2 separate regions of the Mus musculus genome follow, and region 1 is linked to region 2. A link is a contact called in ENCODE Hi-C data. All regions are on one chromosome and are shown on one strand. Each heading gives the region's core, a stretch centred on a gene start or an enhancer-like site at or near the end of the contact. The rest is flanking DNA. Distances are from core to core; before and after follow the strand shown. Region 1 holds the start of Prmt3 (protein arginine N-methyltransferase 3). Region 2 holds the start of E2f8 (E2F transcription factor 8).

The links. Hi-C counts contacts between places; a loop is a spot of excess contacts on that map.
Region 1: a map of T-helper 1 cell shows a loop between it and region 2 (6-fold over the local background). The contact joins the promoter of Prmt3 here to the promoter of E2f8 in region 2. A Hi-C loop is called at or near these places in 2 of 37 maps with a recorded cell type or tissue (T-helper 1 cell and regulatory T cell).

Annotation. Positions count from the first base shown.
Region 1 is chr7:49,775,011-49,779,818 of GRCm38, reverse strand. Prmt3 (protein arginine N-methyltransferase 3) reads right to left here and starts at 1,461. Exons shown (of 16, transcript NM_133740.2): 1 at 1,318-1,461; 2 at 1,106-1,238. The coding sequence starts at 1,342.
Region 2 is chr7:48,878,915-48,883,714 of GRCm38, reverse strand. It overlaps E2f8 (E2F transcription factor 8), which reads left to right and starts at 2,674. Exons shown (of 13, transcript NM_001013368.5): 1 at 2,674-3,054; 2 at 3,314-3,437. The coding sequence starts at 3,423. It overlaps Gm2788 (predicted gene 2788), which reads right to left and starts at 2,415. Exons shown (of 2, transcript NR_155436.1): 1 at 2,198-2,415. It overlaps LOC115486422 (a long non-coding RNA gene), which reads right to left. Exons shown (of 3, transcript XR_882082.2): 3 at 3,091-3,194.

The DNA.
Region 1 (4,808 bases), core at 212-2,711, 900 kb before region 2:
GAACCCAGCATAGTGTTTTTAGACACAAAGCACACAATTATACAGCTGGCACATTCCCAAAGTGCCAGATTTCAAGTGACCTTGGTAGTCCTACAGCACCTGCACTACAGCGTGAAGAATAACACTTCTTTTGTATGTAACCTCCAACACTGAAGGACACGAACGAATATACAGCAGAGACTCCGCACTTCACTTCTGTATGCCTAGCACACAGGCAACTCTCAATGTCTGCCAAGACAGGTCATCTGGATCATCCTCGCAGCCTATCACAGGGCACTGCACCACAGATGCTCAATAAATACAATAAATACGAGTGTGCAGTCATTCTCCTCTCCAATGAGGCGCCACCTAGGACCACTAATATGCCACCAGTCAGCACCAGGAACCGACACAGGGGGCGGGACCCAGCAGCGCTAGTCAACATCAATCACCCCTTTTTCAGCCAAGTCACTTCCATCTAAGATGCAGGATTTTAAGTGAAAAGAAGGTGTGTCCTAGGAATATAAACAGCAGCTTCGTGACCTTGAACAAGTTGGTGGCTCTGCAGCCTCATTTTCCCCTAAGTACAAAGAGCATCAGTTCCTCCCTCAATCATGGAAGTGAGCTAGTTCTGTCTAAATGGCTCAGTTGAATGTTACATGAGAAGAGAACGTCCTATTATAGGATGGTAGAAATGGAAGCGCGCTTCCAGTCTATGCGCTTTCAAAGTCTGGTATCCAAGGAACAGAATGAAAAACACCCAGCCTTCATGGAATCCCTAATTTAGGACTAAGGTGTGAAGTTCAGATTTTTTCTGGGTGTGTTTTCGAGAGGGTCTAGCTTGGTGACTCAAGGCTGGCCTGGGATTCCTGACCATTCTCCTGCCTCAGCCTCCAGAGTGATGGTATGCCAGGCCTGACTTAGTATGGGGGGTGGGGGGGGGGAATTAGAGTGAGGGGTGGGGTTGACTGGGCTGCAGAGGCAAACCCAGAGCGCGGTCCCCGGCTCCGCCCCCCCCGGACCACGTGAGCAGCCCCTTGTCAATCAACCGTCCCGCGCGGGCCGGAGCCTCGGGCCCGCCACGTGCTCGCTGGCGCTGCGGCGCGCCTTCCACACCGGCACGAACCTGTCACAGAACAGGCAGGGTGTGTGCTGCCGGCCGTGCGCGGGCTCAGTGTCCGCGTCCTCGTCCTCCCAGCCCGCGTCGTCTCCGCTGTCCGACAGTTCCAGGGGCTCCGGCCCCAGCTCGGCGCCACGGCCTGCAGAGCACACACGGTCAGCACCGAGACCCGCGCCCGCCCACCCGCGCCCCGCCGCCCTACGCGAGGGGGCACCCACCGTTCCCCGCCGCTAGCGAACACATGGCCGCCGACCAAGCGCGCGGCCGCACAGCGCGGCACCGGAGCCGGGAACGAGCGGCGCGGGTGCGCGGGAGCCCCCAAAGCGATCCACACGCGGAGCGTGAACCGTCCGGAGAGCGCTTCCGGGTCACGTGGGCGTAGGGGGCGGGGCACCGCTCTCCGGCTTGGACGCTTGCGCAACCGAGGCGCCGGCGCTTACAAGGTTGAGCACCGACTTATCGCAGCGCCCTCTGGCGGCAGAGATGGCCAATGCAGGCCAGGCTCGGAGGCTCTGGGGAAGACAAGAAAGCCCCTTAAATTAACCTGTATGCTGATGTATGTGGGTGTGCACTCAAGCCCCACACCCCTACTAGGGGTTAAAGTGATAAAGTGAGAACCATGGGCTTTACAAACACCCTAAGTTTGAACTCTATTTCTGAATGCTTGAATTCTAAGCATGAGCAGGTAACCTGCCTTCTCTTGGCCTCAGTTTCCTGACTGGTAAAGCACTCTCATGACTGCAGTAACCTGATGGTTATGGTAAGACTTACACGTGTGTGAAAAGTTTAGGCATTAACTTGAGCCTATACAATGGAAACAGGTGGACTGTGTGATATGTGCCAACAAATGCTCTCTGCCCTGCCTGTGGGGTTAGGGAGGATACCAGGGTTCCCGAGTCTCAGGCTGCCTCCTTTCTAATATTCCTAGTATCTAACAGTGGAGTTCCCTTAGGCAGGTGGGAAGCAGTAATTCTGGGTAGGTAAAGCCTCCAGGCTGCAGATGAGGCTGGACTCTGCATGGGGCATGTTTGAGGACATGGCCAGCTAGGCCTGCATAGTATAGTGTCAGACAGCTCAGTTCAACTTCCCACCATGCACACCCTCGAGCCAGTGTACTGCTGATCACTGAAGCTCTTTGGTGGGCAGTTCCTCTTCCCCTCTGTTGTGTTTTATAAAAAGATAAAGGGAGAAGGGATATGTTTTGGTGGAGGTGTAGTCAGGTGGGGGGGGGGGGGGAGTGGTGCCTCTGCGGGCCCATGCTGAGGCACCTCTTCCCCCTGAGGGCATGGTATAGTAATAGTATAGAATAGAGTTTATTCAGGGCATGGGGAGGGGAGTTAAGAAGGTAATAGAGACAGAAAAAGGCAGAGAGAGAGAGAGAGAGAGAGAGTAGCGGATTAGAGGAGTAGAGGCCAGCCATGAGCACGTGGAGAGAGAGGGGGGAGGGAATGGGGAGAGAGGGGGGCAGGAGCCAGAAGGCAAGAGGACTCAGAGGGGACAAGCAGCCCCTTTTGTAGTGACTCAGGCATACCTAGCCAGGTAACAGGGGGGGGGGTGCTAACACCCTCCCCCAACAGGATTTTGCTCACATCATAATTTTTTAAAATATTTTTGAGAATATCACACAGTGTCTCTTGATCATATGCCTCCCACTCCTCCTCTTAATTCCTCTCAGATCCATCCACTCCCATGGCCCTACCCCTCACCTTTATATCCTTTTAAAAAACAATAACATGGATTCCAGTTTCTGGGGTCCATATACTCTGGGTTGGGGGACAACCACAGGAGTGTGGTCAACCTACCAGAGGTCACAGCCTTAAAGAAAACTCCCTCTCTGAGAAACATCCACTGTCATAGCTCCTCAGGAGTGGGTACTCAAGAATCCCCAGCCACGCCATGTTAGAATGCTGACTGGCTTCTCTCGTGCAGGCAACCCCAGCTGCTAGCTTTACGAGTGGTCCTGGTATGTGCAGAAGACGGTTTCCCTCCAGTCCTCCCAACCTCTTACAGCCTGCCTACCCCTTGTGAAGGTTTGAATAAGTATGGTCCTCCCCACAGAATCATATGTTTGAACGCTTGGCCCATGGAGAGTGGCACTATTAGGAGGTACGGCCTTGTTGGAGTATGTGTGGCCTTGTTAGAGGAAGTGTGTCATTGTGGAAGCAGGCTTTGAGGTCTCCTATGCTCAAACTCCACACAATGTGGAACTCAGTCCCCTTCTACTGCCTTTGGATCAAAATGTAGAACTCTCAGCTCCTCCAGGACCATGTCTGCCTGCACAATGCCATGTTTCCCACCATGATCATAGACTAAACCTCTGAAACTATAAGCCAGCCCCAATTACATGTTTTCCATTATAAAAGTTGTCTTGGTCATAGTGGTCTCTTCACAACAATAAAACCCTAACTAAGATGCCCCCCTTCCCAGTCACATCAACCATTTCTAAAAACAGGTTGTGTTACTCTGGGAACAGCCCAGGTCTTCCTTATTGTCTATTACTGTCTATTATCTTCTCCACCTCCTCTCCCTCCTCTTCCTCTCTTTTTCTCTTTCCCAAATACCCCATTCCATGGTCTGGCTCACAGAAGAGGACAGGGTCCATCACATCACCTTCTGAAGCTCTCTGACATCCTAGGACATTGCCAGATATCTGCTGGCCCTCTTGGCTAGCAGACTGCTCAATGACTTATCACCACCTTGATAGGAGCACCTGCTGAACAAATGAATGAATGTACAGCCTTTCTTTATCTGGGCCCATCCGACTCTCTCTCTGCATAAACTTCTCTCTCCAGCAAGCCACATTTTTCTCTGTTGAAGGAACCTGCTGAACCATAGTGGTGCCCAAATGTTGATGGTGACAGTAATTAATGCCAGTCTAGAGGCCCAGAACCTTCTGTGAGGCTGACATCTCGCTACAGTACAGGGCTTGGGTATGGGCTATTTTCTCTCCTACTCATGAAGATAGATCCTTCCAACATCACTCTACTCTGTTATTGAGATCTGACTGTAGACTTACTCGCTCCTGAATGTTTGATGCGCAGAAACAGTAGAGAGTAACTTAAAACTGGCCACTGAGTCTAGCCGTCTCCAGAGCCCACAAGGCTCAGTGTATTCTTATGGGTATCCCCAAAGGCTGCTTCCCTTCTCTTCTCAAAGCCCAAGACTGTTATGATGGGAACACATCCAGCTCCTCCAAGCCCAGCCATGAGGGAACCCACCAGCAGGAAGAAAACTTCTACTTTTGAGATGGGGTTTTACTATGTAGTCCTGGAAGACCTTGATCCTTGCGCCTCAGCCTCCCTGGTGCTAGGATTACAGGCAGGCATCCAGCTCTGTCTCCTTGAAGCTCACTTGCCAAGATCCCAGACTGCTCTAGAAGAGTTGACATTGACAATGTCTGCTGTCTTCCAGGAATACAAACCCATACTACAGGGAACGGTATTCACTCAGCAGTGTCCACCAAAAGTTGAAATGTAATCAGGACAATAGACAGTCATTGAAGTCAAGTGACTTAGATCCCCCAGCACAGAAGCTGCACCTGTCCCATGATGTAACTGGCACAATGTGCTCCTCTGGGCACTGCCCCTTCCCTCTGTTTTCCTTTCCTGCCTGTTTAATGTGTATCATCGAAAGAAGGCTGGAAACATAGCTCCATTGGTAGACTTCTTACCTAGCATGCATAAAGCCTTGGGTTCAATCCCAGCACTAC
Region 2 (4,800 bases), core at 1,425-3,924:
TGAGATATGAGCTATTGTGCAACTCATATGACCAGACACAAAGGCATGGAAATCTTCTTGGGTTATATAATCAATAACAAAAAAATAAGATTTGAAGGGAAAGTAAGAAAAGTGACTTCAAGCTTGTCCTCCAACCCCTCGTTTGCACAGTAAGCTGGAAGGTATTCTGCGGTCATCTTTCCTTTAAAATCACACCAAACTTCAAATTGACGCACTATACTTGCGTATGATGCTGGAGATGACCCCTGGGGCCTTGAGCCTGTTAAGTAATCCCTCTGCCCTGAGCTAAATCCCAAGATCCTTGCTTCCTTTTCAAGGTCTCATGACTGACAGCGTCAAGACTTTAAACCTCTCTTCGAAGCACCATTTTTTCATTCTGCTCCACGACTTTGATGACAACTGACAGGGAAGCCACCACTAAACAAAAATGATGTATCTCACCCTTTCTCCCATGTTGAGGGAGGGCTGGAAATGACTGTGACCTGGACTACAAGTCACCGACTTTGCTGTCCTGAGAATTTTCTGAGGCAAGGCACTAGGATATAAGAAGTGGTAAGGGGTGGGGGCTTGGGGGTAGGGTAGAGGTCCTGAATTCTGGCTCTGGATATAAGCTGGGCATCATTCAATCCTTCGGAGCGCTAAGCACTGACAGGTGAAAGATTTGACAAGTAGCCTGACAGACAGTGGCTTAGACAGAAGCCCACACACTACTTCTTGGTGATATATTTAAACTTAGTCCCTGCTCAGTAAAGATGTATCTGTTCTGTAAGCATCCTGTCCTGCCTCATGACGGATTTTTATTTTACATCCGATGCTACAGCCAGCCAGCCCCTATGTATAGCACGTGAATATTCAGGTCCAGTCCTGGTCTTGAGGAACACTTGGGTGACCCTGAGCACCGGAGCTTCTGATAGCTACTAGAACTGAACAGAGAGACACAAAGATGTGGCAGCATCTTGGAAGCCACCCTCAGGAAGAAGACCCTGGCTCATCACCTAGACCTCTGCCCAGTGTGCATTCCCTTTGCACCTGGATCCCGGGGCGGTGTTATGGCATCCACGCCCTAACCACCGCCAGGAAAACACAGTATCTCCCTTGAAGTCAGTGATGGTTAGCTTACTGATGGCCAAGCTCAGTGATGGGACTTGGACTGCGTGGCCCCGAGTCCTTCTGGAGGCTGAAGATACAAAGTTAAAAGCAGGAAGAGCCCAAACCACAATCTTAGATGTAAGCGGGTTGGGCAACATGCGGTCCGGGCGATCCCAGAGTGATCAGAAAAGGGGAAATGTTACAAGGCAAAGGCGGGTGCAAAAGAACTCGAGCACGGAAAGGCATAGTTGGGGTGCCGAGCTTCTTTTTCCACTTCTGCAAAATGAGGGTTTTGGACGAGATGGTCTCCTAACTCTAAAATTCCCTTGACCTGTTCGATATACCAGGCCGATGTCAGAAGCTCATAAAAGGAAAAGGAAGAAAAGCGGGAAAGAGCAAAGAGGGGATCGGCAGACGCAGGACACTGGGGACAGGCTTGGCGGGTTTTCTGAGTTTCTCTCCCTCCTCCCACACCTGCGTGTTCAGAGATCGGCCAACGCCCCGCATCCTTGGGCTTCAGACAACGAAGCTCTTTCCTCCTCACACGTTTCTTTCTGGAAACCGTGGAGCAGAAGCTGCTAAGCAGTCATGCAAAGGGTCGCAGAGGGAACGGTGTCGCTAGGGTCCAGAGGGCAGGTGAGCAGACCCGGTTGACGTGGCACCAAGCTGGGGATGGCGGGGAGCCCTCGAGTCCTAGCCAGCCAGCTCTGGACCAGCCAAATTTCATCCCCCAACTTCGATCTCGGATAAATGGTGTTTGCAAAAAGAAAAAAAAAAAAAAAGAAAGAAAGAAAGAAAGAAAAGGAAAAAAGAAAAAGGAAAAGTTTTTGAGGACTTTTCCCCAAGTCTGGCTGTAGGCGGGGTCGGAGGGTGGTGCCTACAGTCTGATTCGCCGCGGCGGCAGTGCAGAGGCGCGGATTGGCGCGCGGGGCCCCGGGCCGGGAGAGCGGGCGTGGGGGAGGGGAGGCTCCGCGCCCGCGGGAGCGGCTCGCGCCGGGAGCGGGTTAATTTCAAATCGGGGGCTGGACTGCTCCTGGACGGCCACGCTCCCGCGGCCCGCCCGCCGGCCCCCCCCAGCCCCGGCCCCGGTGGCGCCCCCGGCACCCACCTCTGCGCGGCGGGGCTAAGCGAGTCTCCCTGAGACGCGCTGGCTCCCTGAGACGCGCAGCCAGGATTCGGGGCCACCCCGGACCGTCAGCTCTGAAGGAGGATTGACAGGTGAGCGGGGAGCAGACTGCTGCGGCGGGGTTGTGGGATCCCGGGAAGGCCAGGGTGAAGGCGGCCGTTTCCCGCCTCCCGCCCCGCCGGGGCCCGTGGGGAGGAGCCGAGCTCCCGCGCAGAGGGCGGGGGAGGGGCTCGCCCGCGCTCCAGCCCCGCGCACTCGGGGGCGGTGCCAGCTACGGTCCCGCTTTCCGCGCCAAATTTTTAAATCGAAGGCGGAAGGTCCGGCCCCGCCTTGGGGACCTCTAGCCAATCGCAGGCCTTCACCGGGCTTACTGATTGGCTCGGAGCCGTCGCCCTGGAAACCGTGAGATGCTGTCTGGCTGCCCCCGGGGGCGGTGCAGTTGGCGGGGAGGAGGAGCCAGTGCTTGCGCCGGGCGGGACGCGGGCTACTGCTGGGGACTGTACCTGGGACCGGGAGCGCAGCGTACGGTGCGCTTTGGCATCGCGGTGATTTCGGCACCTAGGGAATCCTTCCCTCGCCCCAGTACTTCGTGTATTGAAAGAAGCCTGAAAAAGGGGGTCAAGATCCCAAAGCCCTTTGTAAATGCCCGGTCGTGCGCTTAGAGCGCAGAGGCTGAATTGGAGGGTTGTTCTCAGGCCACTTCACAAGTCCTTCCTTCTGAGCCTGTGCACGTGTGTGTCAGGCGAGAAACTTCAGCATCTCCCCCGATGCAGGCTCGGTGCGTGCTCCATCGGAACCCGGGCTCGTGCGCTCCGTCCGCAGCCCGGATCAGTGCACAGGTGGGTGCTTGCTACAGCCATCTCGAACCTGAGAGAGGACTGTCACTGTAGATTCTGTGTTTGCTTGAAGTCTCGTGACAGAAGGGTTTGATGGAGGAATTTACTGCTGTCTGTTGGCGCGGTCTGCCTAGAGGCAATGTCTGTCCTCAAGGCAAAAATAAACCTGGTTTGTCATTTTTTGTTTGTTTCCGGGGGCTCTTGTGTACGTGAATCATTTTCATCAGCTCTTAATTCTTGCTTTACTTTTTTTCCTTTTAAGGATAGTAAAAAACTTTAATCGATTGGACTACTTAAACCACTGGAACTTGGGGAGGAACTTCAGATTTTTCGTTTTTAAAGACACACTAAATGTATGAGGAATTGACAAAATGGAGAACCAAAAGGTATTTTTAAAGTCCAGTCTATACTGTTGCAATGTCAAATGAAGTATCATCCTGAGTTTTTCGTTAATAAGTTTTCTTAAATTTTTCGTTTGATAGTCACGAATGCTGTATCCTTTTGGTTAACTTTTACAGAAATCCAGAAGGAAATTTTAATTTTTGAAGAGGAATAGGGTTGTCCAGGGTTAAAGTAACCTTTTTGTTTCAAAAGTTTAATATAAATTTAATATATATGGAAAAAGCTTTGGGGTTTTTTCTGTGCTTAAAAAATTATGTATATGTTATTTACATGAACCATTGGAATTCACAAAGGTCATAATTTGATACTGGATTTCTTTGTAAGATAACATTTTAAAATGTCAGCCCTTTAACCTACTGGGCCTCCAAATGCTGTTCCTGACAGATCTCCTGGAAGCATTTAGATGTTAGCTCAATGCTGTCCTTGGCAGTGTTCACTGAAACCCCACCCTTGGATCAGCACCTCCTGAGGGCACCATACTGAACTGAAAATTCAGGTGCCAGCCCCATGTGACCTCCCTCTGCCTCGCATCATCGTCTGCTAAGTAGCAGATTCAGCAGAAATACACACTGAGCCCTTAGTTTCATGGTTGTAATAGAGGATTGTTAACCCGGGCTCCCAAAGTTACTGAGGAAACAGTGTATCTCTGTTCTCTGAGTTGTTGCCTTCCAAATCCCTTTCTTTAAGAATGGTGTACTGCCTGGTGTCTAAAAGTGAAGGGGGCCCAGTCTCTACTATCTATATGAATTGCTCTTAACTTACCAGTGTAGGTAAGTGCTAACTTACCATAGCAGAAACTAGCTCTGAGGCCTTAAATGGCTAACCTTACTTCCCTTGGTCCCATTTTCTGCATCTGTGCCTCAAGCGTTGATGTTGAAAGCAAATTTTTCTGGTCAGAAGTCCTGCTGGTAGGCGGGAGGCCCTAACCGTAAGGGCACCCTCACCTTGGCTGCTTGAGCCTGTTCCTGGTATATCAATGAGCAACCACTGCTCACAGCCACTCCACTGGGTGGGGCCTGGTGTGGGTCCTGAAAGCCTTTACCTGATGTCTCATTAGTAGGAATTTAGGAATTTAGAAGTGATCAGTTACTTAGAGTGATTGGTTCTAGTAAGGAAAGGGAAGGGACTGAGCTCTAAGCTATCTTTACAGCCCTCCTTTCTCAAAATAGAATTTAAAAATAAAACCTGTAGTTAATGTTATTTATTTATTAATGTAAATTCTTAGATCACATGGTGAAGACATTTAGATCCATAGTATCTACCAAGTTAAAAGTGGGAAGTTTAACTATTAAATTTACCGTAGTAGCAGGGGACATGCCTGTAATCACAACAGAGGCAGAGGCAGGA